Regions from separate parts of the Homo sapiens genome. Here regions 1 and 2 are each linked to region 3. A link is a loop called in an ENCODE intact Hi-C map of the cell type or tissue named here. Cell type or tissue: A673. All regions are shown on one strand. Links, peaks and the distances in the headings refer to the core of each region. The heading gives the core; the rest is flanking DNA.

Region 1 (3,193 bases), core at 679-3,178, 100 kb before region 3:
TGTGTGCAACTCTTGGCTACAGTTTTCATCTCCTTATTACTTCAAGGCTCCTCTTGGGAGCTACACAAGCTCAAAGGTCCTTTGACCATTAGGTGACAAATGAGAAGCAATTTTTTAAAAACATGTCAAGGTAAAAGCTATTGTCTATAACACACGGCCATGTCTTTTTTTCTTTTTTTTTCTTTTTATTTGAGACGGAGTCTTGCTCTGTCGCCCAGGCTGGAGTGCAGTGGCACCATCTCGGCTCACTGCAAGCTCTGCTTCCTGGGTTCACAGCATTCTCCTGCCGCAGCCTCCCAAGTAGCTGGGACTTCAGGTGCCCGCCACCACGCCTGGCTAATTTTTTGTATTTTTAGTAGAGATGGGGTTTCACCGTGTTAGCCAGGATGGTCTCGATCTCCTGACCTCGTGATCCGCCTGCCTAGGCCTCCCAAAGTGCTGGGATTACAGGCGTAAGCCACCATACCTGGCCCCATCCATGTCTTTTAAGTTATTAAAGATGATCGAAGCTCAGGGGTCCCTACCAACTCCTCAGTTACAGAAACAGGACTCTTTGGGGATGTCGGAGCCAGCTGCTTATTCTCCATGTCACCTGTTTCTGTTCCCTCTTTGCACCACAGAAGCACCCTGTGTTAAGTCTGGCCGAACCATGACACTTAGGAGAGCTGAGAATGGGTTTTCCAACCTCATTCCTGACAGGGAGGATTTTTCTTCTCTTCATTGAATGCACACTTGTCGTACAGAATCCGCACATGTAACCAAAGACCAAGTCACTGGGAAGGTGAGAGCTGAGGTTTGCAGAGGTGGGAAAAGCCACCTGCCCCACCACATCAACCCTTTGGGAACCATTCCTTCCTTTGAAGGGTGGCCAGCCAGGGCTATGCCAAGAAGAGAGAGCTCTCCACTAACTAGACATTTGAGAAAACCATCATTCTGAGCATGTGAGAGCCACATTGCCTCCAAACCTTTAATGAAGTGAGACTTCCACCCTCTGACATCCTAGTCATGTTCCCAGTACTAACTGATAGTTACTAGTAGAATTCTAAGGTCAGCAGAAAGATACATTAATAAAACAACTATCCACATTGTCTTATCCACATTGTCTTAAGGACAGTTAAGGAAACAATATGACCTACCACCATTTTCATCTGAATTGTGTCTAAAGGGTTGGAATTCAGGAGTTTCAGCAGCTCACATCAAGCAAAGTTTCTGGGAATGTTTTGAAAAGCTGATCACATTCCATCTAGTACAAGGTCTTTGTTAAGTTCATGGCCTGAAAATTCTGTTTCCTTCCGGATTTGAAAGTACCTTGGTTTCCGGATAGTATAGAAAAATCAAACAGTTAGAAATTGAATAATTACAGCACAATCCAGGAGGTTTGCCAGCTTGACTGAGTTCTATCAATTTTTTAACCGTAAGAAGGAATAAAATATACTTGCTGGCTTTTATGCCGTGGTCTGTTTCAGAGTAGTCACCTAAGTCCACACCTCATGTCAGAATGAGAAGTGAATCATCTGGGGACAAACGAGGTGTGTATCTGCCTAACAGCTTAGTGACTTTCTGGAATTTAAATATTAAGTGAAAGGACAGGGTCACAGGGCAGCTGATCTTTGGCTCGTCTCTCTTTCGTCTGCCCATGGCTTTGATCATGCTACATCCTCCTTTGTGGCCAGGGCTCCACAGAGAATCTCAGGGTCATGGCCTGTTGCCTAGTCAAGAGGTATAAACCTGCTGCTTAAATATGTGAAGCCCACAGTTTGGGGGTTGGGAGTTAAAGGGGAGGTAGCCTCATACGTTCCACTTTTCCCACAAAACCCAAAGCAGACTAAACAAAACCGGTGTGAAATCTCATGACTTGATGCTGCCGTGGTTATATTTTTCAAGCTGTAATCCATTCATTTGTATGTGTGTTTATTCCCAGGATTTACAGCTCGCTCAGTCTTCGGGGGGAAAGAGAATATTTGAAACCTTTTGCAAAGGGTTTGAAGTATGCAGTGGCCTGTGATTAAAGCCCAGGATAGAGTGTGTGTGTGTGTGTGTGTATGTGTGTGTGTGTGCATTCATGTGAATGTGTGAGTGCCCATTCTTGTGGGGTTTTTTTCTCCCATTTGCTGCTTTTACGCAAAAGCATCACACATGGTAGCATTTAGGAGCCCCTTCACAGCTGAAGTGTTTCAAACACTAATGAATGGAAGTTTGGTCATATAATGCAGACAAGCTTTAAGGCATGCTTTACTGAATGGTGTACTGTAGTGACCTGGGAAAGGAAGAGAGGTATAAATTGTGTCGGTTAGCCACCCAGACAAAATGAAGCCATGTGGAAAATCAAATCTATTAAAGTATGAAGACTGTTATAAGCTGTTTTAAGCTGGCCATTCTTAAAGGGGCTCGGTCTGCTGCAGGAGTAAATGTTTACCTCTTCCCCCAGATCTTTTTCACATGCCGTCTTATGAGACAATGTGCAGCATTTGATAAAAATCATCCTCTCACTAACGACGCTTTTATCGGAAATGTTTATTGTCTCCGCTTTACCACCCATGTCCTGAAAGGTACTGCACATTTGTTAAATAAGCAAAAGGAAAGAGAACTTTGCGGCTCAAGCCGGCTCGCAGAAACCCCAACAAATTCCAGAGCCATAAGGAATCAGAAAAAGGAAAAGGGAAGGAGGAGTTAGATTTATATGAAGAGGGGGCCTTGCAAAAACATATATATTAGATTTTCTCTGCTTGGCTAGCCCACCATCAAATGTTTGGTCGATGCGGATTAGTATTGAGATTGAGCAGTTAACGCCGAACTTGGGTCACTGTCTCAAAATGTGCTTTAATAAATACAAGGGGGAGGAAATGGATTTGGGAAGGCTCGTTGTCAGCTCTGCCCCTGCTCTCACACTGCCTCTGCACAGTGGTGTAGGGGTCACACACAGGTGTTGGCACCAGTACCAACCCGACCCAAATCCTGGTCCCACACACCCTGTAATTTTGGGCACATTACTTGTCTGTGCCTTGGTTTTCTCAGATGTAAAACAGGAATATTAACAGAAGGTGCCTAAGCATCTGGTAAGCACTCTAAAAATACCAGCTATTATTACCAGTATCTGGAGGGTGGGTTCATTTATACCTTAAGAAAGGATCCCCCTAACTCTATTTTTCTTGTGTGCCGGTTTTTAAAACTGATGAATGGCATGCTGTCGGGA
Region 2 (3,193 bases), core at 679-3,178, 410 kb before region 3:
CTCAGGTTTTAAAAATCATAAATTCTGTATAACTTCCGAGGAGCATAAATTGTACAGAAAAGTAGTACAGCTGGAAACGTTGAGGCCTAAGAAATCAATCAACGAAAACAGCCTGAACAAAGCAGATGATAAGGAAGAATTGAACTTGACACAGATACATTCAACACAGAAAGGTACTGATTCAAATGGCACCTGGAGCTTACGGATGGAATCCAGAGAACCAAGGAAGAATGAAATGCCGAGTTCAAGACTAAATCGTCACTGATATGGTCTTAAAGAATCCTTTTGCTAGCAGTATACGCTGTTTAATTGAGTGACTACGTTCTGGGAGATCCTAGCATTTCCAAAAAGCACACTGGTGTTTTGTAGTTGGTCTGTGGGGTTAATCTGATAGGTAGAAGCAGGGATGTGACTCATCGTGGATGGGCTCTATCTGAAGCAGGACATTTTGTTTACAACATTTATCATTTGCTATTGCAGTAGCAAAGACAGTTAGTGAACACAGGCTTATCAAAAAACTAGAAGAAAAATATAACAGTGCAATTCCGGACTATTCAAGAGAACTTCTCTCAGTCTGACTGGCTGATTAACTAAAAAATGGCTATCTATCTTTTACTCAATTTTAATGAATATTATTAAAAGAAATACCACAAATTAAAATCAACAACAGTTAAAGTGATACTCCGTAAGACTTAGAATTATAAAATTTGTCCCTGGGATATTGAATTTATTGAAATAATTGTTCCCACTTTCCCCTCACACAACTCTTACTAGCAAAAACTGCAATCTGTGAATCATTAGGATCAGAAAACTGACTGATGAATCAAATTTTGTAAATGTTTACCCAGAGAAGAAAGAATTGATCCCAATGAAAATTTAAATAAAATTTTAAAAGGAAAAACTGGAAATTGTTAAACTGTTCAAGAAACCAATCAAGATTTAAGAAAAATTGCTTCAGAAAACATTTTTTTACAAAAATGCATTAATGTTACTGTTCCCATTTGAAGGTTTGTTTTCATAACCTCAGCCTCAAAACACCTTCAAAGAATGTTCAGTCAAAAGAAGTCAGTATCAAATATATTCTGAAACCCCTGAATCTGGTATGTGGAATTCAATTTATGCCATTTTATCTCCCGACTTTTGCATATATTGTTCTCCCTGCCTCGAATTCCTTTCTCTGTTTTGTATTCTAAGACAACTCAAGATTTATGCTGCAAGACTCAACTTACAAAAATTGCCTACAGATTGGACCCTCCTAACCTTTGGGCAGAGTTAGATACTTTTACACTGTATGTTTTTGTAAGGCTCCTGCATGAATATTCTATCATATCACTATAATTTCTTGATTATAGGGCTGTCTCATGTACACTAGATAGGAGATTTCTCTAGGGCATGGCTCATGTTCTAGTCCATTTGTTATGAAATCTCTGGCACATAATAGACATGTAATTAATTATTGCTGAATAACTGAGTGGACATGTAAGTGAGGTCTCTATGCTACTCACTCATTTATTTCTCTTGTCCTTTATGAACAAAATCATCAAATCTGCACCGCAACTTTAAAGATGTATTTAAGAAAAAGTTCTCTCCTATACATTCAGATTAGTACTAAACATGTATTTTGTGATGTCTCTCTATTAGCAACACCCCTTCCTTTTCTCCTCCTCCCTATCTATCATCAAGAAAAGCAGTGCATTAATGGGAATCCACTTGAGACTGGGATGGCCGGCTCAGGACCTCTTCTCTCTGGGTATTGGTGGGGGCATCCCTAGAGTGTGGGAGCACTTTCTGGGAGGTCCAGAGGTTAGGTCAACCAAGGGCTTTTTCTTTCCATCCCTTCTCAATTTGACTCTGGATTCAGCTGAATATAGTTAAAGGATTAATTGCCATCATTTTGTTCCCTAAATTAAGAGTCATTGTGGTAAGAACCAAGCATAGCAATATGGGCCAACCACAAAGAAATAAATTACTTTGTAAGTTTCAAAAGATTTTCACCAAATTACTGCCCTGTGCAAATGATGTTGGGGGGAAAATTTTGTTTGAGAAACATTTTCTTTTGTGACTATAATAAGGTATGTGTACCCCTGCTGAGATATGAGTCACATCCCCTGTGTTAGGAAACTGTGGATAGTTTTTGTGGGTTTGGGGTTTTGTATTAAATTTTCAGTGCCTCATGTTTCCTATGACTGATGAATGGATCATCACCTGACTCATAGGCTCTTTTGCTATGGATCACCGAAGTGCAGCTTTTAAAATTCAGTAATGTGGCACCCAGCTGCTCAGAGTTTTAATATGGAGCGAGTAACACCGGAAACATGTAACCAGTGCTTTGAAATGTACATTTCTGAAGTCACCTCTTCCCAGCTTTTTGCAGAATTATAATTAAACTGGTCTAGACTAGTTTGCAACTCCTATTTTTAGAGACCTACAGTGCCCCTTTTTTGGTCTAAGTAGGGATACAATAAACATATGGGTTTGTTTTTTCCAGATTAAAGACATGCCACTGACCTCAATTTCAGCATTCTAAAAGTGAACATTTATTTATTTATTTATTTATTCAACAAATACTTACAGGATGTCTACCTTGTATTCCACTTATGGAGATAGTGGTACTTATTTAGATAGCCCAGTGTGACTGAAGTTCAGATTATGGGAATTTGTAGGGAGAGTATAAGGGATAAGATTGGAAAGAGCAGTCAAGAGCTAGATCTTAAAGAACCTGTGTGCCAAGCTACAGAGTTTGGGCTTTATCCTGAGATCCAGGAGGAGCCCTGAATTGTTTCCACAGAGGGGTGAAATGAGACCTTTTGCACCAGAGTTGAGGAGAAATTAGATGAGGGCAAAGTAAGATGTGGAAGGCAGACCAGTTAGGAGCCTATCATCGTCATCCAAGAGGCAGATGGGGTACAGCCAGAATGAAAGCAAGATCAGTGGGCATAGAGCTAGAACTAATAGGACCTGGCAATGAATCCTGGACTGTGGTTTAGAGTCCTGGCAATCAGACTCTTAATGTTGGAGCCCAACCCCCATCACCACCCCAAAGGCAGAATCCTTGGTTCTCCTCTTTTCTCTGGAAACACACACTTCCTTGCAATCACAACCAATTTCAGGATGACACTCAAATTTATATCTCCAGCCCAGGCATCTCTGAACTCTAGACTTGAATATTCAACAGTCTATGCAACACCTCTAT
Region 3 (3,741 bases), core at 503-3,002:
GCTCCTTACTGAAGCACTTGATTTAAACCACGGAGATTTTTTTTCTTCCAAAGTTAGGATGAAATATTTTACATATAGCAAATAAAGGACAAAATGGCTTGGCTAGTTAAGGCATGCTTACTTCACTTTTAATATAGACAAATAATAATTCAAAATCCTCTTTTTATTTTTTTAAGTAAAATTATGTCCATCCCATGTGCAGATTCAATTTACAGACTAAGTACACAACCAAATCTAGCCTCCCTGGGAACCATCCATTCGCTTAAGAAGGTGGAGGAGACACTGCTGTATTTTCTTAAAGAGATTTCTGGCATTTTTTTTCCTCCTTCGTGTCGCCTTAAAGACTACCTTGAGAAATGTTGCCCAGCAGTAAAAGGAAAATGAGTTCAAGCTTCAAAATCAGGAAATTTGGGTAATAAAATGTACGTTATAAAGTCAATGTTGATCGAAAAATAAATCGAGCCCTTTTAAGTAGGTTGTCAGCCATGAGAAGTGAAGACCATCTGACTTCCTATAGAATTATTCAGCCTTCCTCAGGCAAAGGCTGCCTCCAGAAGGCTCGGAAGCTGCAAAAGTCTACGTTGACCCAAGATGGTAAAGCATTTGAACACACATATGGGATATGCACTTATTTACCATGTACTATGTTCAATTTAAAGAAAATAAATGCAAAGGCAGGAACCACGAACAAATAGAGGGTACGATTTTCCATAATTGCAAGGAGACTTAGGTAATGCTCTATGCGGTGTTTGATTTAAAATGTTAAAATATTAACAGAAGTTTTCTACAGCAGAGTGTTCCTATCACAGTGAAATGACTCATAAGAATGCTAAATTCAAACCAGATGGGCACAAACATTAACTGAAAAAAAAATCAGATATTTAGGGGTCAGCATGGGTCTTCATAAAAATGAAGACCTTGTCTGAGTTATTGAAAAATGAACTTTCAGTGATAAAAAAGAAAACAAGAGAAAATAGTAGTGACTTTATTTTAATTATACAAGCCACTGTCAATTAGAAGAGCTAACATTTACAAAACTTTGTATTGCCATTTTAATTTGAAAAAGATGACTATGGTGGTCTTGAGACTTCAGATAAACAGGGATGTCAGTATCTCCTTTATAGCCAGAGTCAGGGACTCATTAGTTCAACTATGTGCCATGCTAATAGTCTACCAGAATCTCCTCGCTTCTCACCGAGAAAGAACCATCATTGAAGATTTGTGTAGTAGAGAAACCTCCAACCATCAATCTGTGGCATAATGCCAGCCTTTGCTCTTCCTTCAACAGACCACAGAGGAAAATTCTCATTCCTGGGTCAGACATCCCACCAAATCTCCTCTGCTCTCTTGTTAAAAATATGTTTTCTTGCATTTCTCCTTTTTTATTTGTTCCTCCAGAGCTTTTTACCATTTGCAGATTGTCTGCAACATGTGCTGGGTTTAAATGTGTACATACCCTACAGAAAGAAAAATATGCGGGCTCAGAATTAATATTGTTTTTGACTTATAGGGAAATTCCAGTTGTGTTTAACTTGGACTGTGGGATCCAGGAACTTTACAGAGAGGAGAAACCAATGTGTTTTGAGCAAAAATGTGTATGGGGAGTTCCCTACTGTTTTGTTGCTGGAATCTTGGACAACACAGAGAAAAATGACAAGCACATAATTTAGTCTGGCAGCCATACCACTCTGTGCTGTGAGCCTGTCAGTTCTTTCTAGCTAAGTAAGTGCTGGCCTGCTTTGGTGCAAGGATGAGAGACCTCCCAGGAACAAGTAGGTACTTCAGGAGATGGTGTTTCGCATTCAGTAGGTGGCCTCTCCTCTCCGGGTCCATGTGAATCGATGCCCCGCGTGGTGTTAGGGGGCACTGTCTGCACTGAGCTGTTTACCTTTTGTATGAAACTTAAAACCACAGACCTAACCATTTGTGGTCACCAGAGATCTTATGGCAGACTTTCTAAGAGCAGTTGTGTTAACTCCAGAATCCTGGCCGGAGTCCAACTAAAGTAATTACATTCTGCCTCCCTAAAATACCCCCTGCAGTTTCAATTGAATACAATAGTCTTAGCCCTCTGTCTCAAAGCTGGGCATGATATTAGGATTCCATGCAGGAACAGCCTGTGATTCCATGCTAAAAGAAGTGATTCCCCAATCCTCACCAAGGTGTAGTGATGCTTAATTAATTAGTGCTCATAAAAGCCTGCGGAGAACCACAGTTTCAAAGTGCTCACAGTATGCAAAGTGGCAGGAATGTTCACATGTTCATCTGTCTGTAAAAGCCAGCAGTCAGTGTGGTCTCAGACTGCCTTCACAGAAGCAGAAATTCAGGACAAGGGAGGTAGGGTTGTGTCCCATTGCCCTCTGGCCTGGAAATATATCTGGAGCAGTGTGCTCAACTCTGGAGATGCACTTAAAAAGGGTACCTCATCTAGGTAGAGCAAGTCCTCAGAGGCCATCAGAATGAGGAAGGATCTAGAAATGATGTCATATGAGGGATGGTTAAAGGAACTTGGGGCGTTTAGCTAAAAAGGAAGGAAGGAAGGAAGGAAGGAAGGAAGGAAGGAAGGAAGGAAGGAAGGAAGGAATCCATTCACCAAGACCAAATTCAAGTCTATCAGATGAAATGCAGTCCTCCAAGGACTCATTTAGTCCTCACTGTCTGTAGCACTAATTTGGACCTTTTCACAGGCTCTTATTGGCTATCTAATTAATTCTGAATGTCTTCTCTCGTTCAACATGTGTCTAAGACTTCCCAGAGCAGGCACCATGCTTGATAGGTCGTATCTGTAGTAGTGGTAAGCAAAGTAAATTCAACTCAGTCCTTTGCAGGAGCTGTTTATTAAGAACCTGTGACATGTGTGCTGGGTGTACAAAGATGACTAAGATAAACCTGCCATCAAGTGTGACTTCTAACTGTATGGCATAAATTATAAAAGAACAGATAAATAAAAGAAAGAAAAAAATCCCACCAAGTTAGAAGGTTCAGGAAAGATTTTTATGAAGGAAGAACATATTTTTTAATAAGTTAACGTGTCAGGGGAAGACATTTTACAGGGAAAGAGCCTTAACCCTTTCTCCACTTAGAAAAAAAAAAGTGCAGCTTTCTGCCAGCACTCATTTAATTTTACATAAACACACTCCTTGAGGCTGAAGAAAATCTGACTGATTTTCAATGTGAAAATAAAATATAAAAACTGTTCTTGGAGTTATTTCTAAACAGAACTAACATCAGAATTGTCTGATTCATTGAAATAGTCTATTTCAGAAAAAAGTCAGATTCATCAAATTAATCTTCAGCTAACAACTGTTTGAGAACAATGTTACCACGTGTAGGAATGTCACATTTTCTAGGATTTGACATTTTCAGCAATCAAGAATTACTTTCTCTTTCTCTCTCTCTATATATATACACACACATAAATATACATATATACACATATATTATATATGCGTATTTATATATTACATATAAACATATATACACAAATATGTATATATTATATATACAATATATACACAAATATGTATATATTATATATACAATATATACACAAATATGTATATATTATATACACAATATATACACAAATATGTATATATTATATATACAATATATACACAAATATGTATATATTATATATACAATATATACACAAATATGTATATATTATATATACAATATATACACAAATATGTATATATTATATATACAATATACACACAAATATGTATATATTATATA

What was found. A loop is a pair of places that touch in the nucleus more often than their neighbours do. Peaks named below come from ENCODE experiments on the same cell type or tissue, not always from the same donor. Only the 100,000 strongest peaks of a DNase experiment are listed, where the experiment ranks them.
Region 1: it touches region 3 in a loop (4-fold over the local background); 1 of 110 quality-filtered maps calls a loop at or near these places.
Region 2: it touches region 3 in a loop (6-fold over the local background); 1 of 110 quality-filtered maps calls a loop at or near these places.

The regions. Positions count from the first base shown.
Region 1 is chr12:65,959,717-65,962,909 of GRCh38, forward strand. The region is part of intron 4 of HMGA2 (high mobility group AT-hook 2); the gene reads left to right. Among named protein-coding and RNA genes, the nearest start is that of HMGA2-AS2, 13 kb to the left of the region's middle. In A673, for the core only: no CTCF peak of the experiment used is centred there; DNase peaks (open chromatin) are centred at 1,305 and 2,175; H3K4me3 peaks cover 1,291 bases; H3K27ac peaks cover 2,396 bases.
Region 2 is chr12:65,654,912-65,658,104 of GRCh38, forward strand. No RefSeq gene overlaps it. Among named protein-coding and RNA genes, the nearest start is that of MSRB3-AS1, 14 kb to the left of the region's middle. RefSeq lists an enhancer at 1,515-2,714. In A673, for the core only: no CTCF peak of the experiment used is centred there; a DNase peak (open chromatin) is centred at 2,170; H3K27ac peaks cover 847 bases.
Region 3 is chr12:66,064,551-66,068,291 of GRCh38, forward strand. It overlaps the pseudogene RNA5SP362. Among named protein-coding and RNA genes, the nearest start is that of LINC02425, 35 kb to the left of the region's middle. RefSeq lists an enhancer at 2,104-2,213. In A673, for the core only: a CTCF peak has its summit at 1,852; DNase peaks (open chromatin) are centred at 581, 1,251, 1,991, 2,631 and 1 weaker place; H3K27ac peaks cover 2,500 bases.